Linked DNA regions of Homo sapiens: region 1 is linked to region 2. A link is a loop called in an ENCODE intact Hi-C map of the cell type or tissue named here. Cell type or tissue: dorsolateral prefrontal cortex. All regions are shown on one strand. Links, peaks and the distances in the headings refer to the core of each region. The heading gives the core; the rest is flanking DNA. Region 1 has its middle 270 kb from the start of LINC01613. Region 2 holds the start of LOC107987122 (a long non-coding RNA gene).

Evidence for each region. Peaks named below come from ENCODE experiments on the same cell type or tissue, not always from the same donor. Only the 100,000 strongest peaks of a DNase experiment are listed, where the experiment ranks them.
Region 1: a loop joins it to region 2, with 2.8 times the contacts of the local background. A loop is called at or near these places in 3 of 110 quality-filtered maps.

Annotation. Positions count from the first base shown.
Region 1 is chr9:119,656,260-119,672,813 of GRCh38, forward strand. No RefSeq gene overlaps it. Among named protein-coding and RNA genes, the nearest start is that of LINC01613, 270 kb to the right of the region's middle. In dorsolateral prefrontal cortex, for the core only: no CTCF peak of the experiment used is centred there; no DNase peak of the experiment used is centred there.
Region 2 is chr9:119,960,606-119,977,159 of GRCh38, forward strand. It overlaps LOC107987122 (a long non-coding RNA gene), which reads right to left and starts at 8,940. Exons shown (of 3, transcript XR_001746919.2): 1 at 8,489-8,940. LOC107987123 (a long non-coding RNA gene) reads left to right here and starts at 13,062. Exons shown (of 2, transcript XR_001746920.2): 1 at 13,062-13,245; 2 at 13,532-13,717. RefSeq lists enhancers at 2,502-3,099, 3,100-3,695, 7,757-8,257. In dorsolateral prefrontal cortex, for the core only: CTCF peaks have their summits at 8,686 (motif pointing left) and 8,888; a DNase peak (open chromatin) is centred at 8,686.

The DNA of each region.
Region 1 (16,554 bases), core at 4,391-12,390, 310 kb before region 2:
CCTCTAAGTCTAGACATTTTTTTTTACCACATTATGTTGATCCTTCTAATAAAGAGTTCTTTGTTAAGATGGTACCATTTGAGATTCTTTTTTCAATTTTTCTATAGCCTCAGCCTGAACTATACTCGTATGTTAGCTTTCCTATGTCGACATATTTTCTTGTGGCATCTGCTTGCGGTATAGCACTCAAACATGTGTTGAGTGACTGGGCACACTTGTTCAACTCTTGGGCAGTTCAGGGGCTTTTTACTCCCTCTAGATTGGTTTGCTCAATCTAAGTTCTAAAGTGCTGGTAGGGTTTGAAACTTGCAAGAAAAGTACTTGCTATCTTCCTAGAGCTTGCCAATGGATGCTCTGAGAGGAAAATAGGCAAGGTTACAATGCCTTCAGGCTTCCAACTAGAGATTTCAAATATTTCTAATTTCTTCAATTTAGCTTCATTTAAATTTTACTGAGAGGTAATTGCACTGAATTAATATAGTTACAATTATGCTGAAATCAATCCATTAACATCTTGAAAATTCTTATTAATCTGGCAGCGATGTTACGGATAAAAACAGAAATACATCCTCTATTTGGAGTGTAGATTAATATAATAAGAATGCTGGAGTTAATTTCTCCAGGATATGAATTCCTTGAGACAAGAGACCGTGACTTAATTTTTTGTTTTCTGGTTTTAAAGTGCTGCTTTTAGTACATGAAGATAATATTTGCATGCCAAAGTACCTGGATCCACTTGTCCTCATTTCTATTTCATCAAAGGGAACCTGATTTAAAGTCCAACTCACAGAGACACACTTCTGTATGTATTTGTGTGGCTTTTAATGTCTCTCTATTTTCTCTTTCATAAATATACTCGAGACAAGGAATGTGTCACCTTTTTTTCGACTTTATACCTAGCACAGTTCTTAGAACTCAGTAAATATGCTCCATAAAGTGCTGATGATTGTGATGGTAACCACAACAATGACAGTGATGATGATTATACTAAACCACCAGTAATCATGTTTGTCCTTTTAATATATTAGGTGGCTTAAGGTAGTGGCATGAAACTTAGAATTAACTCAAAATGTGTTTTGAGGTTACACAAAGTACAGTCTAAACACTGATTTTTCTTGGCATCAAATATGCAATTTATCTACTTCTATATCTTATCATTATTCTGTATCAACATTTACTCACTCAATGATTATTTATAAAATATCAACTGTCTGTCTGTTGGGACGTCTTAGTGACAAAAACAAACATAAACCCTGCAGTCATGGAGCTTACAATTTAATGAGAGGGAAAACATGAAGGAGATAAACAAATGTTTAATTTATGATTATAACTTATAAGTACTATGATGAAAATGAACAAAGATTAGTGAAGAGGAATAACAAAAGAGTTCACCTTTGCTAGGTAGACACCCTGCAATTTATTCTGGGGCCCAGCCCTTTCTCTGTGGTCTAGAAGTGAGAGGAAATGCACAAGATAATGTGAGATAAGTCATTGGAGGCCAGATTATGTAGGGTGGAAGGTGGTAAGCTTTATTTTAAATATGAAGAGAGGCCACTGAAGCATTTAAAGTAGAAGACTGACTTGGTATGCTTATGTATCTAAAGTAATCCTCTGACCATTCTATGAGGAAGGGATTAGATAAAGATCAGAGTAGGAGAGTCCATTGCAGTGGTCCAAGAGAGAGATGATGGAGGCCTGGGATAGCATGCAGGAAAGACCTGAAATCCTTTTATAAGTAGAAGTGACAGAAAACTTGATAAGTATTTGAGTGTTAAGGAGAAAGCAGAGTCAAGCATAACTTTAAGGTTTTGGATTTCAGCAACTGGATGGTAGTAGTGACATTTAATAAGATGGGAAGACAGAGAAAGAACAAGATTATTCAGTTTTCGGACATGTAAAAAAGACACATCAGGTAGACAGATATATAAATCTGGAGCAAATTCAAGGAGCAATTTGTGCTGGAGTTTTGCATTTAGGAGTTATTAGCATACAGATGGTATTTAAAGAAATTAAAATGGATAGCTTTTTCTTTTTTTCTTTTCCTTTTTTTTTTTTTTTTTTTTTTTTTGAGATGGAGTTTCACTCTTGTTACCCAGGTTGGAGTGCAATGGTGCAATCTCGGCTCACCACAACCTCCACCTCCCAGGTTCAAGTGATTCTCCTGCCTCAGCCTCCTGGGTAGCTGGGACTACAGGCACCCATGACCATGCTCTGCTAATTTTTGTCTTTTCAGTAGAGACGGGGTTTCCCTGTATGGGCCAGACTGGTCTTGAACTCCTGACCTCGTGATCCACCTGCCTCGGGCTCCCAAAGTGCTGGGATTACAGGCATGAGCCACTGCACCCGGCCCTTGGATAACTTTTTCAAAGGGAGGTGTATGGAGAAGGAAGGAGGATGGACCCTGGGAATTTCCTGCATTTACACATCAGATAGAAGGAATAAACCACACAAAGAAAATCAAGAAAGAACAGCCAGAAAGAGAGAAAAGGTATTATTTCAAGAACAAAGTGAACAACTTTGATTAAAGGTGCTAAGACATTTAATAAGATAGGAACAGAAAAAAAATGACCATTAGATTTGACAAAATTGAGGTTATTAGTATTGACCTTGACAAGAGCAGATTTGGTGGACTGTTGGGGAAAAGCCAGATTGCAGTGGATTGAGGAGTGCTTGGGAGTTCAAGGAGAGTTGACATGAGTAGAAACATTTTCTGAAGTTGGTGAATGGTAAGATATGAAGTAAGCTGGTAACTAGTGAGAGATACAGAACTCAGGAAGAAAGTGAACTGAGAGACAAAATGGCAGAGTATGTTTGTATGGGGAGAGAAGAGATCTCTAGGAAGGAGAGGTTGATAATACAGGAGCAAGGTGGGTAAAGAGACAGAAAGAAGTGAGGAAGTGAGAGGAGGTTGAATCAGAGACCGTTGTGGAAGGATGTACCTCTGACATGAAAAAAGAAAAGCCTTCCTTGGTTGTAGCAGGAGGCAAGGAGAAAGGACAAATGCAGGCTTATATATTTGGTGGAGGTTGTGTCCTTTATTAATGAAGTATTGATGAACTTGAGAAGGAGCGGATGGTGACCATATCTCAAAGAATAGAAGGCTGAACGTAGTGATCTCCATGTCTTCAGAAGCAAGACGACCAGAGAAATGTAGGAGGGTTCTGGTCCAGGATTTGTGTCACCTTTGAGGTTTGAGGACTGAGGTTTCTTCTAGAATTTGTCAAATGCCTGTGCACAGGCACTTAAGAGGTATTTATGATGAGTTCCATCTGGATGTGAAATAATATGAAGGAGTGAGGAACACCAGCATTGAGGGCTTTTATGATATTTTGGGTGTAACGATGACCTGCAGAATCCAAGTGTGATGAGGAAAGAACAAAGTGGGGGAGGTGTTGATGGAAAGTTAAAGTGGTGGGGTCAATGAACTGAGAGTCATGGAAACTGGATATTTGCAAGGGAGATTGTGAAGATAGGGTGGTTTTAAATGATGTGGATCTAAAGTATGGCCATGCAAGTAAGTGGCTGAGGTGGAATGGAAGAAAAGTTCATGTGAAGTAAGGTGGTAAAGAAACAGAGATCATTGTGAATGCTAGATGAGTTGGCCACGTGGCTTTTTGACATTTCCAAGAATGAGTATAGACAAAGGCATAGACAGGTAGACTGTGACCCAAGAAGTCAATTGAAGAATGATGAGAATGTTGGTGGACAACAACAATAAGAAAACAGAAAGCAGTTTGTGTATCTTAAAGAACACAAACTGTTGCAAAAGGCAGAGAAGGAGCAATACGTGGAAGAAATCCAGCTGCTCCAACTACTGGTCTGGGAGTATGTCACATAGGAGAGAAAAACTGCCTCCCCATAGGGCTGTAGGAGACACAACACCTCCAGGGCAGACACATTTCAAGTAAGGCAAGAGGGTGAGAGCAGTATGCTTCAAAATGAAATAATAGATATATTACCACAAGTAAATGGTAAATGCATGTGATGATAGATACTCTAAATACCCTGATTTGATCATGATACAACATGTATATGCTTTGAAACATCAAGTTACACCCCATAAAAATGTATAATTACAGTGTATCAGTAAAACGGATAATAGATATAGAGGAGATTGTGAGGCATAGATAAGGAGTACTAGATGGCCCTCAGGAGGAATTTGAAAGGACAATTTCAGAGGTAAGGGGATTAGATCAGCTTGAGACACATAAAGAACTCAAGAAGAGTGACTGGCACAAAACAAATACCCTGTACATATTCAGTTATTGTTGTTCCTATCTAATGGGCATAATATCTGGAGGTAATGAATTACTAGATAGGATTGGAATGCTGGCAGTCATGGCTAGACCACGAATGATGTGACTTCCTAAAGCATCTACTTCCAATCTACTAACTCTATTTCCCTGGATAAAAACAGATTAGAAGTTAATATAGTAATATAAAGGGCTATTTGATCTTCACAAATAAAGCAGGGAGAAAATTTACCATGATACTAATTCCCAGGAACAAAGTATCCAAAACTGAAATACCGTTGTCATTACACATTTGCATTCACATTGGCATTGCCTATCAATTTGCTGATATTTGAAGCTTATTAGGATAGTATTTATTATTCCCAATATTTGCATGTCTTTTGAATGGTTACTTCATCTTTATAAGCCTTTGCGCGTAAAATAAAAATACTATATTATAAGATCATTGTGAAAGACAGCAATGCCTGAAAAAAAATCAAAAAATACTTCACTGATATGAAGGATAATTGACTAATATTATTATACATCTCCCTCATTTCCAGAGTATTGCCTCAAGAGAAAGCCTGCCTTTTTAATGTTATTCGTAGATAAATTATCCATATCTGTGTTTCCAGCAGCAGTTGGCAGTAAGCTAAATGTCAGTGCTTTTCCGCTTCTACTCTTATGTGAGGTGGGACAGTCACTATGTATGCTGTGTGATAGATACATCTGAGGGATGCTCCGATTCAAAATCCCTTTTCTGAGAACTAGTCCCTTTTCTACATCACTAAGAAAGGCTCCTGATGCCAATTTTGGTCCCATGTGACTCCACTGTTCTGAAATGAGAATGTTGTGGATGAGTTGGTGAAAGTTTCTAGAACAAAGAGGCAGGATACCAAGGTAGCCCACAGAAGCTAGGAAGATAAATTTCAACTGGCCTTCACAAAGGAGTGTACTCACAGACTGAAAAGCCATCAGAAATTAGGGCCACTTCTCTCCCTTAGGTCACAGCTTCAGATTAGCTTCACTTTCCTCTTTTATTGCAGGCTACTTTCATCTCTTTGGCTTCTAAATGACCCAGGCACAGTCACCCAGCCCCAACTCCACAAGATTGTCCATTTATTATTGCAAGCTCATAGAAGTCAACTATTCCAATGCAGAAATATTGGAGATAATAAATATTGCTCTAATAAGCTTCTAAAATCAAGAAATTAGCTGGCAATGCAAATGTTTATACAAATGTGTGATGAGATGGCATCACCATTTCAGCTTTAAATGCTTTGTTGCATAGTGGTTATCAGCACTATTGTGTGGTGTGAAGAGTGTATAAGGCTGGATTATCCAACTGCCTAGGTGCAAATTCTGGCACCACCATGTAATCACAATTTCACACTGTGCAGATTGGTAATGCCTTAGTATCGACATTATAAAGTGGATAAATAATAGTACCTACTTCGTAGGGTGGTTATAAGAAATATATGTGTTAATCGCAGCTAAAAGCACTTAGTTCAGTGGCTGGCACTTCTAGAGCCCTACTAAATATTGATGACCATTGTTACTTCTCAAGGACTCTGCTCATACTCTCCCCAAAGGGTTCAATGGCTCACTTAAAATTTCCCCAACACTAGAGAGTGGAGAATAGTTTGAAAGCTATGTACTTTGAGCAGAAAGGTGGGCGACAAAGTAGATTGGTAGGAAACTTCCCAAAGATTATTCAGCCAGAATTATTATTCCATGGTCCCAGATAGACAAAGGTGCGACAGCTGACCCAAGTAGGGCCTAGCACACATTGTCTTTCCCAGGAATTGTGGCTGGGAGAAAGGTTCAAATGAATCTTACCTGAACCTGCATAGTTGCATTTTCCTGCACCAATCATTTCAAGTCTCTGAACCCCAACTATAAAATAAAGAGATTGGACTAGACTGTTCTCAGTGATCACCTGCAGCTCCGACACTCTGTAATCCCACGTTGAGTGCTCTATTGTGCAGTGATACAATATGGAAATTGCCAGTGTGGGTAAGTGAAACCTCAACATGAACTGTGCAGATAGCTGGTGATTACACAATGGGAAATGTCGAGAAAATAACCTTATGGAGTGGAAAGTATTGGATTGTCTGATGATGACTTACTCTCCAATATGAAGATATAACTATGCTTGGCCGCTCAAGGATGAAAATGTAGTAATGTGTTAAAATGCTAATGAAATTGGAAGCCTATAATAGATGTTTAGAACAGTTTAGGTTACCAAGACACAGGAAGTTAGAGAGCATAGCTCATAAATCCTGATGATAAGGCCAAACTCCTCAGAACATTCAAAGCCTTTTATAGTCTGATTCCAACTTGCCTTCGCAAGTTCATCTCCCCTCTCAAACCCTCATAGACCCTGTTTTCAATCCATAATGAGCCATTTGACATTCCCCATACACAGCAGGCTCTTCTGTGCCATATGCATACAAATTCTGTTGCTTCCACCTCCATATTTCACGTTGCTCCATCTCACTCTCATCATCTATTCCAATTCCTCATCACTCACCTCATAGGATTACTCAGAGGGTTTCTTGACTGGTCAACCCACCCCTAGTCTCTGTTCACTCTGATCCATTGTCCTTACAACCAGAGTATTTTTCTTAATCACGTATCTTCGATCATATCTGTCTGCTTAAAATTCTTTAATGATTTTTAATTGCCTTTAACACAAAATCCAAATTATTCAATAGGGTTTGCAAGACCTTTCATGATCATTTAGCTACTGTTCTCAGCTCATCCTGCATCATTCACTTTTCTGCATAGCATGCTTCAGGCTAGCTGACAGAATTTCCCTTTCTCAGACAAGATGACTTCTCCTTGACCCTTCCCCATCTGCTAGTTCCTCTGTCTGCAATCTAACTCTCTCACTACTCCTTGCCTGACTTTCTTCTACAAAGGAAGGTCTCCCTTCACCACCAAGATGACATTAAGTTTCTTAGCTGTTTGTACTCAGGTTCTTTTTGTATTGTAACACCCTCATCTTTTGCACCTATCTGTTAGATAATGCTATTTCCTTTACTTAAATGTCTTTTAGTCCCCTTTCCTGGGCAAATTTCTACTTGTTGTCAAAGCCCAGCTCCAATGTTACTACCTTGGGAAAAGTCTTCCTAATTCCACAAGGTCACTGCTCACTCCCTCTTCAGTGCTGTCATGGAAATTCCTACAGAGTCCTCTTGGTCACAATGCATTTTATTGCTAAAAGTTAGAACTTTGTTCCAGAAAACATTTCACAATGTACCCCAGGCAGATATACTATTTTTGTGGTGATGCAGAGAATGATGGAAAAACTCAAGTTCTAAAATAATTTGGTACTAAAATAAATGTCAGGATCTAACTCCAGAGTAGGGCAGAATGGGACTAGTTACTTTATACACACGCTCACACGCACATACACACTTACATATCTAAATTCCAGATGACCATTCTTGGAGATGGCCATTTAGTTCTCCTAAATGCATGTGAACATTCTAACTATCATTCTTCTTCTCAAGTAGCAATAATTCTACATGTTCTATATTTAAAGCCCTCAGTAAGATGTGGCCAAGAACATAAATGTTGCTTCCCTTTCTTTCATAATGTAATGATCTTCTTGTTGGGATATTAATCAATAACCAATTTCATAGTTGGACAACTGTTTTTAATGGCCTTCTACCTTGAAGGGATTGTTGCACAAGCCTTTAGATCACTCCTTTAAGGACATGTCACCAAAAGGGCAAATTCACTTACTTGTCATAAAGCAGAAGCCAAAAGCCTCATTATACTAATTAAGAAAAGAAGCATTTGGGTCTTTGTTGGTTGAGAGCTCAGAAGTTTCAATTCTGGATGTGAAAATGGAATCAAGTGGACTCATCCCATCAAATAAATTTGGAATAATATTAAAAGGGCCACAGATCATGTTAATCATGGAGTCATGGGCCCTTGGGTGTTGCCTAAGTTTGGTTATTTCAAAAAGAAGTATGCCTGCTGCCTAATCTTGGCTGTACAGACATAACCAAGGGATTTGCCGGCCTCTTCTTCCCATGAGTTTATTTGCCTTCAATAACTGTATCTTCCTTCAGGTGGTCTTTTTAATGAAATATTTTTAGTCTTTGAAGAACTAAACTCAACATTTTGTCTTCAATTAGTTTGTAGAGAATGAATGGAATGAATTGGATGCTGAATAATTCTCATGTAACTCTTACTAATGCTGACATTCTTGATGTCTAAACTTTAAGCATCTGATATTTAGACTGGGATTAAGCAAAAATGTATTAATTACCTATGTTATGGGTTTCATCCTTTAACATACACCAAAATTCCCAAAATAACCCTAAGAATCATTTTTTTAAAATATCCTTGTTTTGTTAATGAGAAAACCAAACCTCAAGAAGTTAATATGAACTGTAATTTTAAACAAAAATTTCCTCAAATCACAGCTTTTTCTGCTACACTATGGCAAACCACCATTTTTCTCAATATTCCACCTCTCTATATTGTAATTGGCTATCTGTGTATCTATGAATCTATCGATCCATCATCTCCTCATTATTTAAAGTAATTCCCTTAGATTCATCTTGGTTTCTAGATGCATATATTGGCTACAATTAAAGAAGACTTTCCAACATATAGTTCTTACCTTATCACTCTTCTGAGAAAAAGTCATTCAGAATAGCTCCCGCTCTTCAAACAGTCGTATTACAACATTTTAAACATATTTTACACTTTTCATAGTTCATGCATTAGCTCATGCTTTTCCCTTCATCTAGGGTGCCCTTTTCACCAAAAAATCACTTATTTCAGTATCTTTTACTCCCCTAAGTCTATTCAAATGCTTCCACCTTTCTGAACTCCCTTTTCAATCTCACTGTCTACCTTCTGAAGATATGAGGCCCCTCTTTCCCTTCTTGGAATTTCCCTAGTAGATTATTTGAATTTTTTTCTGTGACTCTTTATCTCTTCCTACCTTGAATTTCATATGTGTCTGGCTACTTTTTCTGCTAAACTTTAAACTATTTAAGAACAAATCCAGCCTCTAACTTTACCATCTGTTCACTGTCAGATCCCTGGATTCTCTTCCCCTTTGGTCCACTATTACTGACTCAACAAGTGAATTCTGCTCGTTAGCAGCTCCACAAAACTGTGGCGTTCCCATGTCCCACAGCCAACCTTACAAAGCAAACAGATTAACCGGACACCACAGGACCAGGTTTGTGGTGCAATGTCCCTTCAATAGTCTTGCGTTTAGCTCTGCATGGGAGGGGGTGCATTGCCAACCTGAAAATGAGATATCTGGGCCAGTCAATGTTAGCCAAGGGCTATGATGTTGAAAATATTATTTGGGAAAAAAACACTACCCTGTAACAGAACTAAAAGCTCCTAGATTCTGAAAGGAATACCAATATTCTGTCTCTCAGAGAAAACAAGATTTATTTTTTCACCACTAAAAATTTTATTGTTTTCCAAAATCAGACCTGGCTTAGTGGCTGTTAGAACACTCTCAGATGGCACCCCCATTTCAGTCTGTCCATTAGCTCATTGATGCCTGACAGATGACTTCCTTCTTCAACCTGTCCTTTTTTTTCCTTTTCTTCTTCCTTCCTACTTTCCTTCCTTCCTTTCTTCCTTTGTTTCTTTAATATATATTATTTTTTGTTAGATATTGGGGAAATATTTCGGTGCTATTAAGGTAGTGTGAAACAGGTATTATGACCAGGAAACTTGAGAACCTTCAAATGCTGCACCAAATCCATGATCACAAAATGTCTGATAAAATATAAAGCAAAGTGACACTACTGTTAACTCTGGCTCTAGCCCAAAACCTCAATGTTGAAAACTCTAGGAAGCTAAACCCAATAATTTCTTTTATCCTAATCTTATTAGTCTTAAAGAGTTTTAGATAAAACCAGATTATGGGGTCCACTCTATTTCATTACCTGTAACAGTTGAAGCTAATCCTTGGATCTTACCACTAAGAGGTAAGAAAAAGTTGGTCCAACCCACCCCTGCCATAACTAGGAAGCTGAATTAAACAGTGAGCTAACACCATAATAACTCATTTTTTAAAAATCACATTGGCTGGGTGTGGTGGCTCATGCCTGTAATCCCAGCACTTTGGGAGGCTGAGGCAGGTGAATCACCTGAGGTCAGGAGTTCAAGACCAGCCTGGCCAACATGGCAAAACTCCCATCTCCACTAAAAATACAAAAATTAGCCAGACGTGGTGGCTTATGCCTGTAGTTCCAGCTACTCTGCAGGCTAAGGCAGGAGAATCGCTTGAACCCAGGAGGTGGAGGTTGCAGTGAGCCAAGATCTTGCCACTGCACTCCAGTCTGGGCAACAGAGTGAGACCCTGTCTTAAAAAAAAAAATAGCAAAAGAAAGTCTTCCTAAAACAAAACAAAACAAACAACAACAACAATCCCAGCACAATCAGTGAGTTTATATATGACCAGTCAAGTTCAGGGCTCCTTCTCTGCTGAGGTGGAGGGAAATGCTTTTCCTCTTGATTGATTAGGGAAAGCCCTTAAGTTCTTCTCAGAGATCAATAGGCCTGCTCCATGCCAGGCGCCATGCTAGGCTCTGGAGACACAAAGATAAATAAGACCCAAAGTCTCTGTCTTGGTCTAATGGGGAAGGCAGACAAGTAAATAATTCTAAATCTATGTGATGAGAAACAGTAGAAGCAGAGCTGATATTGAGATAGTGAGCACTGGTATGACCATACAAGTTGATAAAATACTGAAATGCTTTTATAAATACCCGCTTTCTGGAACCCATCAGTAGCCTCCAGTGTCACCCACTGTCCCTGCCAACCCTATCCTCTCCCCACCTCAGACTTCAGGGTCCAGCAGAGGTCACCATGACCCTATTCTAGATCAAGAGTTAGTAACCATTCTAATGAGTCAGTGCTTGGGATGACCCCTGAGTGGAGATATACGCAAAGTACTATAGTAGGATGGAGAAGAGAAAATCCCCTCTAGCTAGAAGAGTGTGAGTCTTACAAAATACATACAACTTGAAGAGGAGGGGGCACTGGAGTGAAGTCTTGAAGACTGAGGAGGAGTTCACCAGATGAGCTGTATTAGTCAGGGTTCTCTAGAGGGACAGGACTAATAGGACAGATGTACTTATGAAAAGGAGTTTATTAAGGAGTATTGACTCACACAACCACAAGGTGAAGTCACACAATAGGCCGTCTGCAGGCTGAGGAGCAAGGAAGCCAGTCCAAGTCCCAAAACCTCAAAAGTAGGGAAGCTGACAGTGCAGCCTTCAGTCTGAGGCTGAATCTGAGGCCAAAGGCCCTAGAGCCCCTGGCAAACCACTGGTGTAAGTCCAAGAGTCCAAAAGCTGAAGAACTTGGAGTCCAAAGCCTCCAGCACAAGAGAAAGTTGGAGGCCAGTCTTATCCAGTCTAGTCCTTACACTTTCCTCTGCCTGCTTTCATCCTAGCTGTGCTGGCGGCTGATTAGATGGTGCCCACCCAGATTGAGGGTGGGTCTGCCTCTCCTAGTCCACTGACTCAAATGTTAATCACCTTTGACAATGCACTCACAGACACAGGAGGAACAATACTTTGCGTCCTTCAATCCAATCAAGTTGACACTCAATATTAACTATCACATGGGCTTTACAAGCAAAGCATACACCATGCATTAAGACAAAGAAGAGTGTCCCTTGTAATGAAAATAGAGTTAACTCAATGAATCTTGGATGCAAAGAGAGTTGCATAAAGGGGAAGAGACAGGAAATGGTTCTGAGAATTAAGTGAAGAGCCTTGTATGTCTTTTACTTATGGGTAACAGGAAGTTTTAATGAGGGTATACCATTACAATTGCTTCCATTGTTAAACAAATAGTGGGAAGAACATAAGTCTTGTTCCATGTTTTTTTCTAATTTTAGGATTAGTTTTTGATGAGTCCACAAAGAGAGGATAATAGGTTAGTTCTGTCTGATATGATTGCAAAATACCAGAACTCTTTTCCCAAATCCTATCTGCTATGAACTGCCAGTGAACCTCCTTTTTTTCTCGGTCTATTTGTTGGAGAAATAAAGTCAATGTGTGTATTACACATGGTGGCAGTTATTTCTTTTATTAAATCAAAGCTTATAAAATAAGATGTGAAGCATGATTCTCCGTTCAACTTGACAATCTTTTTTTTAAATATACTTTAAGTTCTGGGATACATGTGCAGAACATGCAGGTTTGTTACACAGGTATACACGTGCCATGGTGGTTTGCTGCACCCACCAACACGTCATCTACATTAGGTATTTCTCCTAATGCTATCCCTCCCCTAGCTCCCCACTCCCCAACAGGCCCCAGTGTGTGATATTCCCCCACTGCGTCCATGTGTTCTCATTGTTCAACTCCCACTTATGAGTGAGAACATGCAGTGTTCGGTTATCTTGGCAATCTTATAGACACTGGGCAGCACATGAGATAGAGAATGGAGGAACTCAAACATTCATCTAGATATTGTTCCCAGTGCTTCACACAAAGTAGGTGTTCAGTGCTGTCCAAATTCATTAATCATTATTTCCTATAAATCTTCACCATTCTGAAACAAAGTGTTATTCTCCCTCCAGAAGATGTAATTAATCCCTTTCTTCCCTTTGGCCATTTTAATCACTCTTCTCTAAAATAAATCCATTTTGAGGAGCAGCAGCCAGAGCTCAGGAAACATACCTGCCCTCTGTGCTGAGGAGGAGTTCATGGTCTCTGTTTCATGACCGATGCGTACCAAACTCATCTCAAGTTCTATTGCATACCTACAGTTTGTCAGGTGCTGTGAGATAGATTCTGAAATTCCAAACACAAAGAGGATAGGGTGCAGCCCTGACTCTGCGTGAAGAATACAAACAGGTGAAACTGTAATCCCATCACTTTTCCAGGTACAAGTGGTTTTTTCCCAAGGATATTAACTTAGATCAATGACTCCAGGATATAGTTTGTTTGCCAAAGTGTGTTCAGTGGATTTAACCAGTTCTGCAGACTATTAGTTGGTGGTACATATGCAAAGGGTTTCACTGATTGATTACATTTGAAAATCACTGGGTAGGAAAAAGTCTTTCCTGCAGAGCTTCTATAAGCTTTTATTAAGCACATGCACATGTTGTGGCTATCCAACATGGGGAGAGTCTCCCAAATCCAATCAACCAGAAGTTCTTTTGCTGCAGATTATTTCAAGAAGAATGAACTTCTCCCAGGAATATACTTAGGGAAAATGCTGATCTGCTCTGTCCTGGGTAAAGAGTGAGCCCATCATCTCAAGAATGTACCTAGGAGTGTTTCCTCTAATTTCATTTATTTACTTATACTTACACTGGTGCCTATCTGACTTCTTAAGCAAACTCTTCCCATCTCACAGGGCCTTCCTGCAGTGGGTCTCAAAACCTTGGCATCTCACTAACTAGAAGGGCTTGGTGGCATCACAACTGGAGACTCCACTGTGAATGTACATGATTTCTAAATTGCTCAACAAAGTCAATCCCAGCAGCTATCTCTTAAAAAAAAAAAAAAAGTGTGTATGTATATGTGTATGTATATGTGTGTGTGTGTGTGTGTGTGTGTGTGTGTGTGTGTGTGTGTGTGTTGGATGCTTTATTTTACTCCTTAAGGTAGAAAAGTTTCCATTTATTTCTACTCATTTCCTCTTTTTAAAATATGAGAGATTATATTTTCTAAACAATTGTGCTCTTAGTGAACCTAAAAAACATATTCTTATGATAACAGAATCTATAGTTCCTTGCTTTGTTAAACTCTTCATTTTGATAAAATTACACCTATCACTGTGAAAGTACTAAAATAAAACACTGGGGAAGCTCTCCAGAACATTGGTCTAAGCAAAGATTTCTTGAGTAAAACCTCAAAAGCACAGGCAACCAAAGCAAAAATAGATAAACAGGATCACATCAAGTTAAAAAGCTTCTACACAGCAAAGAAAACAATCAACAGAGTTAACAGACAACCCACAGAATGGGAGAAAATTCTTGCAAACTATCCATCTGACAAGGGATTAAAACCCAGAATATATAAGGAGCTCATATATCTCGAAAGGAAAAAATCCAATAATCCAATTTAAGAATGGATAAAAGATCTGAATAGACATTTCTCAAATGAGAATGGCCAACCAGTACATGAAAAAAATGTTCAACATCACTAACCATTAGAGAAATGCAATCAAAACCACAGTGAGATATGATCTCATCCCAGTTAGAACTGCTTTTATCCAAAAGACAGGCAATAACAAATGCTGATGAGGATGTGGAGAAAGGGGAACCCTCATACACTGTTGGTGGGAATTCAAATTAGTACAACTACTATGGAGAACAGTTTGGAAGTCTTCAAAAAACTAAAAATAGAGCAACCATATGATCCAGCATTCCTACTACTGGGTACATACCCAAAAGATGGGAAATCAGTATATCAAAGATAGATCTGCACTCCCCTGTTTATTGCAGCATGATTTACAATAGCCAGGATTTGGAATCAACCTAAGTGCTCATCAACAGACTGATGAATAAACAAATGTGGTACATGTACACAATGGAATATTATTCAGCCATAAAATGAATAAAATTCTGTCATTTGCAACAACATGGATGAAACTGGATAACATTCTGTTAAGTGAAATAAGTCAAGCACAAAAAGACAAATATCACATGTTCTCATTCATTCATGGGATCTAATTTGTTTTTTAATGAACCCATAGAAATAGAGAATAGAAGGGTGGTTACCAGAGGCTGGGAAGGGTTGCATGGAGGAGTGGGGAAAGTGAAGATACTTAATGGGTACAAAAATATGGTTAGACAGTATTTGATAGTACAAGTATTGTTTACTATAGTAAACAATAATTTATTGTATATTTTAAAGAAACTAAAAGAGTGGAATTGGAATGCTCCTAACACATGGAAACGATAAATGAGGTGACGGATACCCCATTTACCCTGATGTGATGGCTACTCATTGTATGCTTGTACCACAATATCACATGTACTCCATATACACCTACTATGTTCCCCTAAAAATAATAACCATGAATAATCATCTTTTAAAAAAAAATTCCCTCTATCAGAATGAAGGTACAATAAGTTATATAAATCAACATTTGGCAAATGGAATTCTATGCTGACATTTCTATTTAGGAATTGGTATTTTATTTGGAGGATAGACATCTGCTCAATTTATTAAAAGCAATTGACTTGTTTGAAGAGGTCAGCTACTGGTGATGAATCTCTTTGTTCTCAAAAGATTACAGGCAGTGGCTTGCACCTGCAATTCTAGAAGTTTGAGAGGCTGAGGTGAGGGAATCACTTGAGTCCAAAAGTTCGAGACCAGCCTGGGCAACATAGTGAGACACGCTTCTCTGAAAAAAAAAAAATTAGCCAGGCATAGTGGCACAGGCCTGTAGTACCAGCTACTCAGGAGGCTGAGGAGGAAGGATTACTTGAGCCCAGGAGGTCAAGGCTGCAGTGAGCCAAGATCATGTCATTGCACTCCAGCCTGGGTAACAGAGTGAGACCTTGCCTGAGGAAAAAAAACCAAAAAAACAAAAAAAGAACAATTTTACCAGCTTCTTCATGTGCTTCTGGTCTTTCCTTGAAGATAATAATTAAAAGTATAGTACAATTCCTTTATTCAAAAGTATTTATTGAGCACCTACTATGTGCCTGACACCATGCTAGAGGCATGGGGTATAAATGGCAATCAGAACAGTGTTTAGTTGTCTGTGTGTTGAGATGAAAGCATTGTTTATGCTGAAATATGGCTGAAGAGTGTGCCTGAGGAATTACACAAATTTGGCTACATAGAAAGAGGTTATTTCTCTGCCTTCTCCTCTCCTCCTCTCCTGACTCCAAGTCCCAAGAAAAGTAAATGGTGTTAAAACTGCAGTTCATATTTTTGTGGGGCCAGAGGAGCTAATGAAAACACAGTAGGTCTGAGTGATAACTGCCTCCTTGGCAGTCTGTAGGAGAGAAAAAACAGTGGGTTGCCAGGTGGTTCTGAATGCTATGAACTGCTCTCTTAAACGTGTAATCATGGAGAAGAAGCCTTCGTGACTTCAGTGCCTTATAGCAGCCATTGCAAAGCTCAGTAATGTTACTGCCAGTTTGGTTTTTTTAAGGTGTTTTAGTAGTTGATATGGGATGGGGGAAAAGGGGTGCACTAAAAAGACCTATTTTTAAAGAGGTACAGTGTACACTATTTGAGTGAGGGTTACACTAAAAGCCCAGACATCACCACTACCCAATATATCCACGTAACAAAACTGCACTTGTACCGTATAATTTAAAATATATATGTATTTTTATTTTAAG
Region 2 (16,554 bases), core at 5,113-13,112:
TAGCAGGAGAGACTGACACATAAGCTATCAGGTGCTATTCAGTGTGCTGAGTCTTTGCCCAAGATGTCATAGAGCAGAGGCTGGCAAATTACAGCCCACTGGCCAAATACAGCCCACTATCTCTTTTTATAAATAAAGTTTTACTGGAACACAGCCACACCCATTCATTTATATATTGTCTATGGCAGCTTTCACACTACAAATGTAGACTTGTGTTGTTGTAACAAGACCTTATAGCCCATGATGCCTAAGTGTTTATCACCTGGCTCCTTACAGGAAAGTTTTGCCAACCCTAGGTATAGAAGAAGAAGTTAACTCTGTCTTAGATGCCAAGAAAGGAGATAATTTTTGATCTTCTAATGTGTATCGAGTTCTCTAATAGGTGAAAATGGCTGGAGGGTAAGGAGATTGATTGGGAAGATGTTGGTCAAATGATACAAAATTTCAGTTAGACAAGAGAAATATGTTTGAGATCTATTGTATACCATAGCAACTATTGTTAATAACAATATATTGTAGTCTTGAAAATCGCTCAGAATAGATTTTAAGTGGTCTCATCACAAAGAATGTTAAGTATATGAGCTAATGTATGTGATAATTAGTTCAATTTAACTATTCCACAATGTATACATATTTTAAAACATCATGTACGTGATACATGTATGTGATAAACACATACAATTTTTATGTGCCGATTTAAAATTAATTAAATCAGTGAACACGTATTAATGAATTTGAGGTTCTATAAGGCTTGATGACTGGCTCAAAGTCACAGATAAGTGTTAGGAGCAGAACTCAAACCTGGACTCCACACTGCACACTCTTTTCACTGTCCCAGGAGCATTAAAGTAACCAGACAGCATATTTATGAAGGGTATTGAAGGGTGAATAGAAGCCTCCCAGGTAGAGTTGATGTCTAAAGAATGAAAGAGGTATCCAAAGATGGTTAAATGAGCAAGAACAAAGTGTCCAAGATGTGAACATATTTTTGAAATGCAAATCGTCGGGTGTGAAGAGATTCTAGAATATGACAGCTGGGAAGGGGGATGGGAAAGAAGAAAAGAGTCCACAGGGTGGGCGATGATTGAGGGAAAGCAAAGAACTGTCCACTTGCTGTCAATGATCTCCCGCAAGGTCTCAGGAACAGCACTCCCACAAAAATGGATTGGGGAGCAATATGTCCGATTACAGACAGTCTGACATCATGGAGCCTAGTTATCTCATTGTACAGATGGCAAAACAGAGGACCGGAGAAAGAGGAAACCTTGCCCTAGGCCACACTGCACGTCGGTAATAGAGAATCCAGGATCCCAAGATTTGAGTCCAGAGATCCTTCCCATCACACCCACGGAAGGGGAGGATTCTGCCAGCAGGGGCCGCTGTGGCCAGCGCGCCTGCGGACTAGGATCCTTGTGCATCTGCAGACAGTTGATGAAGGTCTCTCGTTTCCCTGGGACTGATTAGGTTCAATTGAATTATCCATCTTGTGCCATGGTGTCCCAGACCCATTTCTGAGGGGTCACCACGCTGTTTAGGATGAGCGATGCCGGCTGGAGGCCCGCCAATGCACCTGTGGTATTTTGATAACTTCACATATTGCCAACTTCTTAATTTTAATATACAACTTACAAGCAGGGCAAAGTTTAACTCACTCTAATCAACTGTAAAATGAACTGGGGACTTGCTGTTCCCCTCTAAAGACCTGCGTCTGCATCGTGCTCATCATTAATGGTCGTGGAGCTCTCTGCTTGCCGAGATTGGTTATTAATGAGGGCTGGAATTACGGATTTCAATTAAGTACTTTGCACTGGTCCTGAAATGCAGTGGGATCCACTCTGGGGAAATATAAATGCTGAGATGAAATACAGTCCTGCCTCCCAACCCCCTGTGTCCACAGGTACCATCTTCTCAGCTCCATCTCTTTCTATAAATCTGTGGCAGCACCCTGCAGGACAAAGAGGGTGGGCATTGGGTCCAAGCCTGGGCCACACCATCTGTAGCTTTTTCCTGGAGTCTAGGCTTCCTCAGCTACAGCTTGAGTTTATGGAGGGCTCAGTATGTGTCAGGAGCTGGGAGTATAAACACGAATAAACCTGGTTCCACCAGCTGTCAAGTCTCTCTAAGAATGACTATAAAGGTCAACATTGGTTAATAGGCATTGATTAAGCACCTACTATGTGCAAGGCATTGTTCCTAAACTGATACCTAGGAAATTTTTCTGGGAAATGCTTTGAAATCCAACAGAACTGAGTCTAACTTCTGATCCTGCCTGCTCAACCCATAAGGCCTTGGGCAAGTTGCTTAGCCTCTTTGAAACTCAGTTTTTCCCCCTCTAAAATGGGAACAATAGCATTTTCATTACATGCTTCTAAGGATTAAATATGACAGCCTAAGTGAGGCACCTGGCTTTTCCTGAATGCTCTTTCTTAGACCTTTGTGAGGTTATTTACAACAAGAAGGCAGTTCTTTGCTTTCCTTTAACCATTGCACCCTCCGCTGGATTCTTTCTTGCATCTTAGCATCTCCCTCCCATGCTGTTATAAGTATTTAATAAAAAGCCATTACTATTATTGCCCATCTCCAGATCTTTACTGATCATCTACCATGTTCTCAGACCTAAACTAGGCGCATTGGGAAAATGCCTCATCACATGATTAGATAAGAATTTGTTCTCAAGCAATTTAATCTCTAGTTTCAAAAGCAGGAATAACACAAGTTGAGAAGAATTCTGTATCTGTAACTAATTAAGATTGCTGGTGCCTGGTTGAGAGAAGGGGAGAGGTGGCTAACGCAGACTGGGAAACTCAGGACACTGATCTTGATAGAGAGGTGAAGCGACCAACCAGAGAGCAGGGCTCCTGGGCCACGAGGCTGGGTGATGTGAGAGGACAAGGAAGCCTGTTCTTGATTGGCTTGCAGGACACCCACGGAAAAGCCATGGGAGCTGTAGCATAATCTGTGGTGTGGTGTGGCAAAGAAAGCTCTGGATGCTCCCAGCTCTCCTATGTGACCTAAGCAAGTCTCTTTTCATGTGGGGTCTCAGTTTCTCCATCTACAAAATGGGGAGAATTAATCCAACTTCTTTGTGGGCTTATTGTGAGGATTACATGAAATACAGAGTGTGAAAATGTTTTGAAAACTCTAAAACCTGTGGGCACATGGAGAAGCAGACAAGCATCACAGGAGTCAGGATGAAACCAGACAAGGCAGTGAACACACACACAGTCAGTGACTTGAGATCTTCTTCCTTGGGTGTGTGACCCCAAGAACATTCACCTTGGTCCGGGCTGCTGGCTGCAGCTTCAGACCCTGGCTGCCTCCCCTCGGGCTGGGCAGCATTTGGATCCCTGCTCACAGCCTCAGGCTGCTTCACATTCCAGACGTGCCACTTCCTCCCTCATGCTGTGACGAAGAAAACCACAAACAGATTTCCCATTAACTCATGAAAGCCTTGCTGCCTGGAAAGCAAAGCCTCCTGCTAGTCCTCAGCACTTTCCCAGGGGAGTATGGGAGAAGGCAGGTGGGGGAGACAAGGGCTAAAGGGGAGAGCACAATGCCAGCTCAATTGTCATACTTGGAGGGGACAAACAGCCAAGACCAAAAACCCAAGAAGAAACAGGAGGCAGCGTGATTCTCCTGTGCCAACTAAGTGCTGTGCTACCTCTGTATAATGACTTAACCTCTCTGAGCCTCAGATCCTAAAAAAACAAATTGTGCAAGAATATACTTCAAAAAGAATTTAAAAGCCATTGGCCATTTTCCTGCTGTCTTAACATTTACAACTGACATACAGAGAAGAATTTTGAAGTTATTAAAGCTTATCTATATCTATTCTCATAATCAATCTTCAGAGCAAACTTGGGAGTAAAATAACAGAAGTTCATTTGCACACTTTAGAGATTAGAAAATCCAGGCTCAGAGAGACAGTCCCCCTCTGTCAGTAGAAGAACTGGGTCACCTGACATCTCACCATATTCTTCAACGTCTTTGCCTCTCTCCCCTGAAAGAAGACTCTTTCTGGACCATAACATGCATAATGGTATGAACAACACTTAATTTGCAGCGCAAAGGCTGAGATTCTTTTTTCTTTTCTTTTTTTTTTTTTTTTTTTTTTCCCCAAGACAAAGTCTCACTCTGTCGCCCAGGCTAGAGTGCAGTAGTACAATCTCAGCTCACTGCAACCTCCACCGCCCCAGTTCAAGCAATTCTCCTGCCTCTGCCTCCCAAGTTGCTGGGATTACAGGCATGCACCACCATACCCAGCTAATTTTTTTTTAATTTTTAGTAGAGACAGGGTTTCACCATGTTGGCCAGGCTGGTCTTGAACTCCTGACCTCATGATCTGCCCGCCTCAGCCTCCCAAAGTGCTGGGATTACAGGCATGAGCCACTGCACCAGGCAAGGCTGAGATTCTTAGAGGTCAATCATCCCCCTGTCTCCACACCACCTCAGGTAAAAGACCTGGAAACTTAGAGAGATCTCAGCTACCAGACTGATGACTTTAATGCTATGAGGATACTTTGTTATTGGACATCTCTTTGGAATTGCTTTTCCTGGTTTCTCTTATGGGCAAAGAGTTTGCAGCATAGGATTACTTTTTATTGATAACCCAGAGAGGGGGCCTGTGAGAAAATGAAAAGTCTGTGCACTTGCTCAGGGCCAAATGGATTGAGCCTGATTTTGAAAATGCTTAGGATCCCTTTACTAGGATGGCGGATGAGCAAGAAAAAGAAGGAAGATTCACACCTCTTTAATCCCATCAGTGCCATAGCTGTTGTGGCTTGAACTGCATTCCCAAAAAAGATATGTTGAAGTCCTAACCCCTGATATTTGTGAATGTGATCTTATTTGGAAATAGGATTTTTGCAAATGCAATCAATATAAGATGAGGTTATACTGCAGTAGGGTAGACCCTACTCCAGTGACTGGTGTCCTTATAAAAAGAGGAAAATTTGGTCACAGAGATATGTGCAGAAAGAATGCCATATGATGATGGAGGCAGAGATTACAGTGATGTGTTTTCAACCAAGGAAGAGCAAGTATTGCCAGCAACCACCAAAGCTAGAAAGAGGCAAGGAAAGATTGTCCCCTAGAGCCCTCAGGAGGAGAATGGCCCCACAGGCACCTTGATTTTGGACTTCTAACCTTCAGAACTATAAGAATTAATTTCTGTTGTTTTGAGCCACCCAGTTTGTACTTTATTTATAGCAGCCCCAGGAAACTAATGCAATAGCATTGGCAGAACAGAAAATGAGTGGCATGTGTTACAACCACCAGAATCCACCTCCCCATGATGCTCTGGCCCTTCTGACTGGCAAAGCCTTTGTGGATTTTGTTGCCAATGTGGTCTATCCCGTGTCTTAGAGATCACACCAAGGCTCATCCCAGTCCAATGCAGAAAAAGTTTATGTAAACATTGTATAAGTATTAATTTTAGCGACTTCTAAATCTCTTCCCAATTTTGAGTGACTTCTAAATCTCTTCCCGATTTTTCCACCTGCCACCTTCCACCTTTCCAATCTCTTCCTGATTTTTTCACCTTTCCACCTTCCAAAAAACTATCTTAACCACCCACATTCACCCAATCATCCACCCATAGGTTAATCATATATTAATATAATATGTCCTACACAGTAGGACACAAAAGTGAAGGTGATAACAAGTCCTGTGATCATAGGAAGTTTAGATTCTTAGTGGCAGAAGCTATGGGAAGAAACATAAAATAAACATGTAATCTGATGAAGAAACAAGTTCAAATATTGAAAAGTGCTACATATTAAGCAAAACCAGGTAAGAGAACAAGAAGGAATGGAGGTGGGGGAGGCCACTTTCAGTTGGATGGTCATAAAAAGCTATGCTGAAGAAGAGTTTTTGAGACAGGTGGATAGAACCTTATATATATTTCTGAAAGTCAGTGGATGCTATTACTCATGAGGCTCTTCATCCTGTGAGGACTGATATTCCCAATATCTTATATCTTGATTCCATGTCCTCTACCTTTCCACTGGCCCAAACCTTAAAAAAAGCCTGAATTCTAGATTTCATATTCCTGGGAGTCAAATATAAATCACTATTTCCCTTCTCTTCCAGTATGCTACACTGTTTATAGGCAAGTGACTATATAATTTTTCATTCAAACTGGGACACTTCTGAGAAGGGGAGAGGCATTCTGGATCATTACACAGGACAACAGGCATAAACCAGGATGGTCCCAGACAAGCCAGAGTGTAAAGTGACCCAATTTACAGGCTGTAACTAGCTCCGAGATCGGTAAACTCAGTTTTTTAATGCAAGTGCTGTATCCCAGATCAATTAGCTAAGATGGAGAGGATGGAAGAAAGGTAGATATGCAAATAGCTGTCCAATCAAAGTCACCCAGCCTTAAGGTAAAGGCCTTTGCCTTCCTCCAGATTCACTGCATTCCTGTTACTACTAAACTTCTTTAGGATGAGTCATGATACATCAAAGATGCCAGCATGCCCCTCTTCACCTTCTTAATCCTTGGAAAATTACAGCTTACGGCAGAGGCTGCTAGAGGGCCCCCTAATATCCATGCTCCCCTTGTTTCATAACAACAGAATCTAGCTGCCCAGAATAGAGGGTACATTCTTCAGCTTCCCTTGCAGCTAGGTGTGGCCATGTGACTTAATTCTAGTGAATGGACGCAAACACAGGTGTTGAGTGGAAACTTTCACAAACCTCTCTGAAGATACAGTTGTTTGTTGGGTATCGTCTGCCCTTTCCTCCCTGCCTTCCTCCATAATTCTGTGACAAACATGGATATGATGGCTAGAGTTTCTCCTTGGACCTTGAAGTCAAAGGGCACATCATAGAGATGGTGGAGGGATGAATTGGAAAGAGCTGGGTGCTATCACATGACCAATGGTATGACCACCACTTGATTGGGAGGTAAGTGGCAGGTAAGGGTTGAGATTAGTTGTCAATCTAATCATCCCTTGCCTCCACACCACCTCAGGTAAAAGATCTGGAAACTTGGAAAGATCTCAGCCACCAGGCTGATGACTTCAATGCTAGAAGAATGATACTTTGTTATTGGACATCTCTTTAGAATTGCTCTTCCTGGTTTCTTTCATGGGCAACAAGTCCAGCCACTAGCAGCCGTGGACTTTCAAGTGAACAAGAAATAAGCTTTCACCCCATTTAAGCTACTCTGTAAGCACTCTCAGCTGTGCCTAATCATAACTGAGACCAAGTTCCTCTAATTCCTGACATGAATTCTACAGGGTGGGAGAACTGAGTCCCAGAAAGGGGATGTCCAAAATTCGTAATTAAAATTGAAAAATTAAATTAAAATATAGCAGGCTTCCCAACTTCCAGCTTTCACTATATTCATTCTCCTACTCAATAAACTTTTCTTGAACACAAACACTGTATCAGGCAGTAAACAGGTACTGAGTAAACAGAGCTGAGTAAATCAGGTTACTCTTGTCGGGAGCTCACGATCAAGAGAACAAATAGTAAAATTACAGTCTGAGAAGTGTTATACACATGCACGCACACGTGCACACGCACACACAAGGTAATGTAGGAACCCAAAAGAGGGAGGAGCATCTAACTGCTCTCAGGAGAGAATTCACAAGGGAGGCAACACTGGAGCTAAATCCTTAAGAAAGAATAGGAGTTTTCCAGTTGTGGAAGGGGGAAATGGCATTTTAGGCAAAAGTATGCAGGCCAGAGAGAACATGGAACAGGTGCTAGGCATAATAATGTCCTCCTAGAGATGTCCAAGTCTTAATCACCAGAAGCTGTGAATACATTGCCTTCCACAGGAAGTGGGGATTAAGGTTGCAGATGGAATCAGGGTTGCCAGTCAGCTGGCTCTGAAATGGGCAGATTAGCCTCAATTATTCAGGTGGGTCTAATATATAATCACAAGGGTCCTTAAAGCAAAGGAGGAAGCCAAAAGCTGATCATGGTTGAAGAGTAGATAAAGTGTATGAAAAGAGGTTGCAGATATGGGGGGGTCCATGACCATAGAGGCTTAAATTTCAAGGCAGACATTTTGAAATGCATAGGCAATGGGAAGCTGCTGAAGGATTCTAAGGAACGAGTGAAGTGGTCAGATTGCATCACAAAGAGGTCGCCAACTGGTGCAGAGGAGGAACTGCCAGAAGGCAGGAAGACTCCTGGAGAAGAAGTTGCAGTGGTCCTAGTGAGCCCCCCTGGTGAGCTGGGGCCACAGGGGGGCTGCCTCCTCTGGGCCCTTAGGACCCATGGGCCCTCCGCACCACAGCACTGGCTGCCAGGGGCCATGTTATGTTCCCCACTCCTTTCCTAGTGTCCTTCTGGAGGCAGCCTCTGCAGTGAAAAGCCGGACTAGAAGAGAGGTGGGCTTGAGACCTGCTCTACCATTTACTAACTCTGGGGCCTGAACCAAGTTACCTCACCGCTCCGCGCCTCAGCTTCCTCATTTGCAAAGCAGTGATGACAATCCTCTTTCAGGGTGCTTGTTTGGCATGACACTTACCAAGCCTCTCCATGCTTCCTATGAATGGCTGCATCATCCCGAAATGCTCCCTGCTGAGTAGACTATTCTCCCCGTGCTTTTAAGACTCCCACGTTGATTTCAGGAGGAAGCAACCAAACTGCAGACTTGGCCCTCGAAGCTCTCTGGAGCTGTGCAGTCTCCGGGCCGGTGTCCTGCACTATTGCTCAGAAGGCTGGGCGCCATCTAGAGGGCAACAGCGGCAACAGCCAGAAGGCAAGGAAAGCCGCAGTGATTCCCAAACATAACCAAAGGGGATGCGGGGAAGCCTGCTTCTGGCTCTGTGGGTGGATTCTATAATAAAATGAAATGTGAGATCATAGAACCTTTTAATTCTAGCATGTAGGAATTATGAAATTATAGAAAAATTAACTCTCTAAGCTATAGGGGTGGAGTCTTAGAATCACACAGTCTTTGACTTTTAGAAATAGAGAATGCAGTATTTCTAGTGTCTTCAGTTCTTATACCCCTGGGTTACCCCTTGCCTCAATAGAGTACAAATTCAAACTTTGAACATTGACACCCGGATCTCAGCCTCCAACACCTCACCTGCTTGACCGCAGCTCCTCCTTTTCTGACCAGTCACCCCCAGAAACCTTCCAAGGATGGCTCACCACCAGCCTCTACTGCCAGAACAAAAGCCCCTTGATGTCAAGGACTATGCCCTTCACCTCCTATCACCGGCACAGGGCCAGGCTCACAGTGGTGCAGGAAGGCAGCATGATCCCACTGTCCTCAACAGCAGAAGCCTATAGGTTCAGATCCCAGCTCCACTACTGGCTAGCTGGAGCATAACTTAACTTCTCTGGGCCCTTTGTTATTTATCTGTAAAATGGGAAATATCATAGTATCCACCTCACGAGGATATTAGGAGGCTAAGTTAACATAATCTATAGAAAGTACTGAGAAGGATTTCTGATACGTGATAAATGCTCGTGATAAATGCTTGGTAAATGTTAATGGTTTATTTTATTTTATTTTATTTTATTTTTTTAGATGGAGTCTCACTCTGTTGCCAGGCTGGAGTGCAGTGGCACGATCTCGGCTCACTGGAACCTCCGACTCCCTAGTTCAAGCGATTCTCCTGCCTCGGCCTCCCGAGTAGCTGGGATTACAGGCACACGCCACCACGCCCATCTAATTTTTTGTATTTTTAGTAGAGATGGGGTTTCACCATGTTGACCAGGATGGTCTCGATCTCCTGACCTTGTGACCCACCCACCTCGGCCTCCCAAAGTGCTGGGATTACAAGTGTGAGCCACCACACCTGGCCAATGATTCTGTTTTTGTTTTTTTTTGTTTTGTTTTTTTTGTTTTTTGAGACAGAGTCTCCACTCTGTCGCCCAGGCTGGAGTGCAGTGGCACAATCTCGGCTCAATGCAAGCTCCACCTCCCGGGTTCATGCCATTCTCCTGCCTCAGCCTCCCGAGTAGCTAGGACTACAAGCACCCGCCACCACCCCTGGCTTTTTTTTTTTTTTTTTAGTTGAGAAGGGGTTTCACCATGTTAGCCAGGATGGTCTCCATCTCCTGACCTCGTGATCCGCCCGCCTTGGCCTCCCAAAGTGCTGGGATTACACCCAGCCACCGCGCTCAGCCCAATGGTTCTTGATTATCATTAAAGTTGGGTTGAACTCTATGGGCAATATGGCAGCAAGGTGCCTTAGTTCGGAGACCTGACCAAACAGTGAGGGAAGCAAACAAGCAGGAAGAGGACCATTGGATATTGAGCACCCATGTGTGACAGGCGCATGCTAGGTGCCTTGCGTGTGGCTTATTAACTTCTGAAGGCAGGGCTTATGCTGTGTGCCAGCAGCTCAGTGCCCTGTTCTTGGACATTCTGATGTACCTTCCCTTCTTCTTTCTCTGTCATCTTTTGCTTCTCCATAAAACTTTCTCTGTCCCTCCAGGCTCTGGTAGCTGAGGGATTATCTCATCTCTCATTAACATAAAGGGAGTTAATGTCCAGCAATTAGCTAAAGCAAAGATAAAGAAAGCTTTCAATTCCTGTGCTGATTCCAATTAGTCTTGGCTGCCTGGAGTTCTAATCCGAGAAGTTACCCAAGGCCGTGTTGGTGTCCATGCATAAGAGTGCTGAAATAAATTGGTGATGTCTGCCTTGAGATTGGTGGGAATGAGTAGCAGTATGTGCGCCTTATACCCACCAGACCTCTTTGTGAAGAGGTCGGAAGATAAACAAGGTTTTGCCACTTACTCTATCACAAGTGTTTTAATTTTATTCATTAATCACATTTAATCTTCATAACAGTTATGAAGTAGGTGTGTTATCCCTATTATATAGATAAAGCAACTGAGGACCTAAGAGGTCACTGAAGAATTCATGTGAGTAAATCAAAAGTGTTTGCATTTTAAAGGAAACTTTAAATGGCTTTACTCAAAGGTATGGGGAAATTCTAGGCATCCTAGCCAGTCGGTGGGAAGAAATGTTGATGCAGAAAGTGTTTCCAATGCTCTGTAGATCACAAGGCATACAGTGTTATCCTCAGTCCTTTACACACCTTTGCTGAGAATGATTAGAAAATAGGCACAAAAAATGTTAAACTGCAGATGCATCTCACTTTAAGAATATACACACAGTACAGAAGCCCAGAATTCACACTGGCCAGGTTAAGGGCTGAACCTCCATTGAACAAAAGGATCTCTCTATAGACCAGCTTTCGAAGACATTTGCAGGAGGACCAACTTTGCAGGAGAGTCAGGCCAGTGGGACAGCACTGAGCCAGCAGACATGAGACCTGGGTTCCAACCTCCCTTTACCAGGAACAAGTTCTTCCCCTTCGTGGCTTTTTGTATCTCCATCCAAACCATGAGGAGGTTAAATAAGAACTATTGATCTCAGTATGGGCAACTGTACCTCTAAAGAATGATTTAGATAGTTCCAGGGCAGTTTTGGTTGTCACAACAGATAGAAGGGATTCCACTGGAGTTTGGATGCTAGACAGCCTGCGGCAAAAGAGAAGACCGAGCCAATGAAGAACTCGACCACACCCCACTCAATTTTGGGATGTTTCACCTGACATATAAATGAAAAGTCTACGTTGTAATTATCTGGGTCTAGATCCTAGTTCCATTTCACACATAGAGAAAGCATTTTTGCATGATTGTAACATACATGTATATACACTGAATTTTCCTGGATGCCGGTATCATGCAAATCCAGAAGAAATTGTGCTTGTTTGTTCAGATAGCTACTGTTTCAGAAAATTACAACTCGAAAGGCCATGCTGTTCGTGTATTTGGGTGGCCAATTCCACACATCCATTTCAGTAACTATCAAGCAATCATCTGTCTGCTATTATGTCTTCCAGTCTAGTCACATCCACTCATTCACTTATCAACATACATATTATTTTATTATAAATTACTTTGCTTTTTATTTTTCATTGACTTTGCAGTTTGGGCATTATATAGATTTTTAAAATGAGATGTCTAGGTGGGTTATATAATTTATGAATCCCATTTCAGGATAATAAAGGTAGCATCACAAAATATTAGTCTGGAAGGTTTGAGAATTACTAGGTCACATGACCCTTGGGTTCCTTCCAGCCCAGGCAAAGCAGAATTATTATGCAAAGAGAGACATGCCAGAATCACGTGCTACACATTACAGGTAGGCGAATGAGAGTAAATTATCTTGTTTTCTACAAATCATCCTCACCCACTAAATATCCCTTAGCCATTCCAGAATGTACAGTAATCTGCCCCACTGAATGCATCCTGTCTAATCTCCCAAAAAATAAAATTGCCTGGAATTGAGTTTGGGCACATTTGGTTCAAGAATGCTGCAGCTTCACTAGGTTGGAGCTGAGCACGTGCTCTTCTAAAATTTATAGTGTAATTGATTTTTTTATAAGCTATTCAGGCCTTATTATTTATTAATCTACCTGTCAAGGTTAATTTAAACTACTTCTCAATAAGGCAGTTTGACAACACCTTTGTTTTCCAGATTGACAGCCCTGGTGAATAAAGAGATGGCACAGCGATCCCTCTGCCCTTAACAGACACCTCTGGGAAGGAACCTCCAGCAGGGCAGTGCGTTACCCCGCCCTCATTAGGAAATGCAAGAGGCCTCCCATCCTACTGAGTGGGGATAGAATCCAAAGGTTACCCTTTTGTTTCCAAGTAGGTTGTAGGCCCCAGGACTTGCACCAGCCACCAAGTGACAACTGAGTCCTATAATCTGCACAGCTTCAACTACCCTTAGATATTCCCTTCCTTGCACATCGTCATGATCTTAATGGTTACTGCCTCCCAAGCTCATGGCAACAGTCTCCTAACTGGTTTCCTTGCCTCTACTTTTGTGTCTCCCCATTCATCCCAGGTGATCTTTCCAAAATGCAAGTATGACCACGCTACACCTCTGAACAAAGCCCTTCAGTGGTTCCCACAGAACCACTGAATGATTTCAATCATGTGGGCTTGAAATGCACAGAGTCAAGTTCAAAGTCCTCGATGCCCTGGCCCCTGCCTACTGCTCCAGCCTCATCTCCCATCACCCCTTCTCTGTCACCTTTTACTTTATGCCCCAACATTATCACTCAGTGTGCTGTTCCTTGCCATCTGCGTCTTTGTAATGCTGTTCCCTCTTCCTAGATCCTGGTCATCATCAAAACTCCAGTACGAATGCAGTCACTGCCATTTGCTGTCCTGACTACTCCCAAGAGGTGGATCATGTTCTGCCTCAGATTTATGTTCCTGAAATCCATGTATATTGAGTTGGTAAGCAACAAATACTTGTCAAGTGTGGACTGTGGGACACATATAGTGCTGAGACCTAAGGATACAACAGAGAACTAGAGAAAACTTGTACCTGACCTCCCACAACTTATGTCCACACTGTGAGCTCCTTCAAGATAGTTGTTCTAATGCACTTCCCAGCATGGTGCTGATGGAAGTACAAGGAGACAAGGCCAACATTTATTGAGCACAAGCCACCCTGCTTATACTTCCTTATTTCATATTAGAAACAATGCAACAAAGCTAGCATTTTTGTGTCCCCTTTCAGAGATGAGCAAACTGGAGTTCAAAGAAGTGAAACAGCTTGCCAATGTTTACTCAACCCATTTGTGGTGAGTCCAGTCTCCAAACACAGGACCGATTCCAAAGCCTCAACTCTAGTTCCACACTGTACTGCTCTCCTGGCACAGAGTTCGGACTTGTTGAATAAATCCCTGATATGCACCAAGTCAAATGCTCTTATTGTGTGTCTTCAATTTCTTTCACAGTAACAGGATAGGATAGAATGTCTTTGACTTTAATGACATTGAATGGCTGAGTCCACATTCCTGGGTAGATCCGTGATACACAGAATGTAAGGCCCATGGAGTCTGGATCTGGCCTGCCTTGGTAACATTGGGCCCTGTGGGAGCTCAGTGCATGAAATTCCCTGAGAGACCTTTTTTTTTTTTTGAAACGGAGTCTCACTCTGCCTCCCAGGCTGGAATGCAATGGTGTGATCTTGGCTCACTGCAACCTCCACCTCCTGGGTTCAAGCGATTCTCCTGCCTCAGCCTCCTGAGTGGCTGGGATTACAGGAGCCCACCACCATGTCCAGCTAATTTTTGTATTTTTAGTAGTGATGGGGTTTCACCATGTTGGCCACGCTGGTCATGAACTCCCAGGCTCAAGTGATCTGCCCGCCTCGGCCTCCCAAAGTGTTGGGATTACAGGTGTGAGTTACCACACCTGGCCTCCCTGAGAGACTTTAGCAGTGATGCTGCAATTGACATTGAATGGGACATTGCATTAACCGTGAGTGAGTAGAATGCTGATCCGATCCAAGTCCTCACTCCTCACCTTCTCAAGTTCAAAGAATATAAACTTAGTACGACTTTTCACAAGAGAAATTTCTCAAAGCCAACATGATCTCCATGGGCTGAAAGTATAACTAGCAACTGTGCCATAGGCCTAGGAAAAGGCAAATGCACTGCCCCATCTGACCCGTTGGCCAGAGCAATGCCATTGAAATGGGAGAATCCAGGGCCATAACTTTAAGGAATCTGTGAAGATATAAAAAGAGAAGAAGATTTTCATTGCTATTCTATTTCTATTTATAAAAAGTAACTGTTGAATATATAAATAAACCCAATTTAAAAATAGGAAACATATTTTGAATCATGTGGGCTTGAAATGCGCTGCTAGATTTCACACCTCTCTCATCCAGGCCTTGAGGTGGGAGCACAACATGTAAGTGGAGCAGTTACCTAACCAGCCCTCACAGCCCAGGGCCCATCTTCCCACCATCATTTTGGACTTGGGCATGGAAGTTAATGGCAATAGAGATAGAAAAGAGGGGGTCAGTAGGAGAGTGGATCTTGAGCATGTTTATTCAGAAAGGGGGATGTCACATTCTCTCTGTAACCTTGACAGGTCAGTTATGTCATGGACAGGACATCAGCCTAGGCTGCCATGGCCCGTAATGAAGGAGCATGAATAGGCTCCCTGCCACCCTTTGCTAACTCAACCCAAAGGAGGACTGACGCATTCATCTGAGTGGCAGGACCTGAAGTTCTGGACCATGTTTCACTAATGACTGGCATAGGTCCCAGCATGTGAAAAGCCTGCCCTCTTCTCCAATATTTCACTTGCATTCACATGCAGAAGGCCTATTTCCTATTTAATCTTATTTCCTGCTTCATGAACTGCTGAAAGCACCAAGGCTCTGAAAAGCACTCAATCCCCAGTCACCTCCTTACTGTGGCCTTTTCTTCCATGTTGGCAGCCTGGCCAGGGTTACTGCCCCAGGCAAGGGCTAGGCAGTTGGACCAGCTTAGCACATCCACACTTTAGGGGAAATGTGCTCATGTGTCTTATGCTTCCAACTGGTCTTTCTTCCCTAACCCTAACCCCAGTCATCAATTTTCTGGATGCAGATAATGAAGTATGACAGAAATAGAGATCCAGGGCAACTGGAGAAAAGCTTCCTCAAGCCTCCTGTGTGAGGACCTCTTCCACGTTCTTCAGTTTTTACCAGTGCTTTGCACCAGGTTATGAAGAATCACTTCACTTTAAAAAAAGTCAAACTCGACTTCTCATTTGTCTATTGATCTTTGTACTAACTTCCCTCAGAATTCCAGAGAGAAGGAGGGTGAATTTCAAATGCTTGCCATGCACTGCCAGACTAGACTGGGCATGACAATGTCTGACTTTCTACCACCATAGTTTTGGTGGCAACTCCTAAGAACATGAGCGTAGGTTCTAAACAGCCCATGAAGGTGAAACATCAGCATTCTTTCAGTTGCCATAAAGTTCTAAGGCTCCTTCTCCTCCCCATGCCAGAGACCTTGAAGCCTTTTGTGGGTTGGCTCTGAGAGTGCTTCCTATTGAAGGTCTCAGCTCCAGATAGCTCCTTGATTTAACTTAGAAAGGTAGCAGAGGCTGTGTGCCTTAGTTTGCTATGGCTGCCATGAAAAAGTACCGTAGGCTGAGTGTCTTAAGCAACATAAATTTACTTTTTCACAGTTTTGGGGCTAAAAGTACAAAATCAAGGCGTTGGCATAATTGGTTTCATTCTGAGGCCTTTCTCCTTGGTTTATAGATGGTTATCCTCTCCCTGTGTCTTCATGTGGTCTTCCTGCTGTGTGTGATGAATGGTAGGGGTCCTAATCTACACTGAAGATTCAGATGACTTAGACCCAGAACTGAACACAAGACTATTGGACTCCAGTGTCCAACCCCTGTTTAGGCTGAGACTTGTAGGGTAAGTGGCAGTTAAGAAGAATCTCCTCTTTGTATAAGGACACTAGTCAAATTAGATTAGAACCCACCCTAATGACCGCATTTTAACTTAACCTCTTTAAAGAACCTATCTCCAAACATGGTCACCTTCTAGGTACTGGGAAAGAGAACTTCAACATATAAATTTTGGGAGGACACAATTTGGCCCATAACACTGGGAGTGAAGAAAATGAGATCCTAGACCCAGTTCTGACATGAGGATAAAGTCTAAAATGCATAAAATGGCAAAGCCCTCTACTACCTTAGTCCTGCCTGTGTCTACACACTCGCCTCATGTTCCTCTCTCACTCT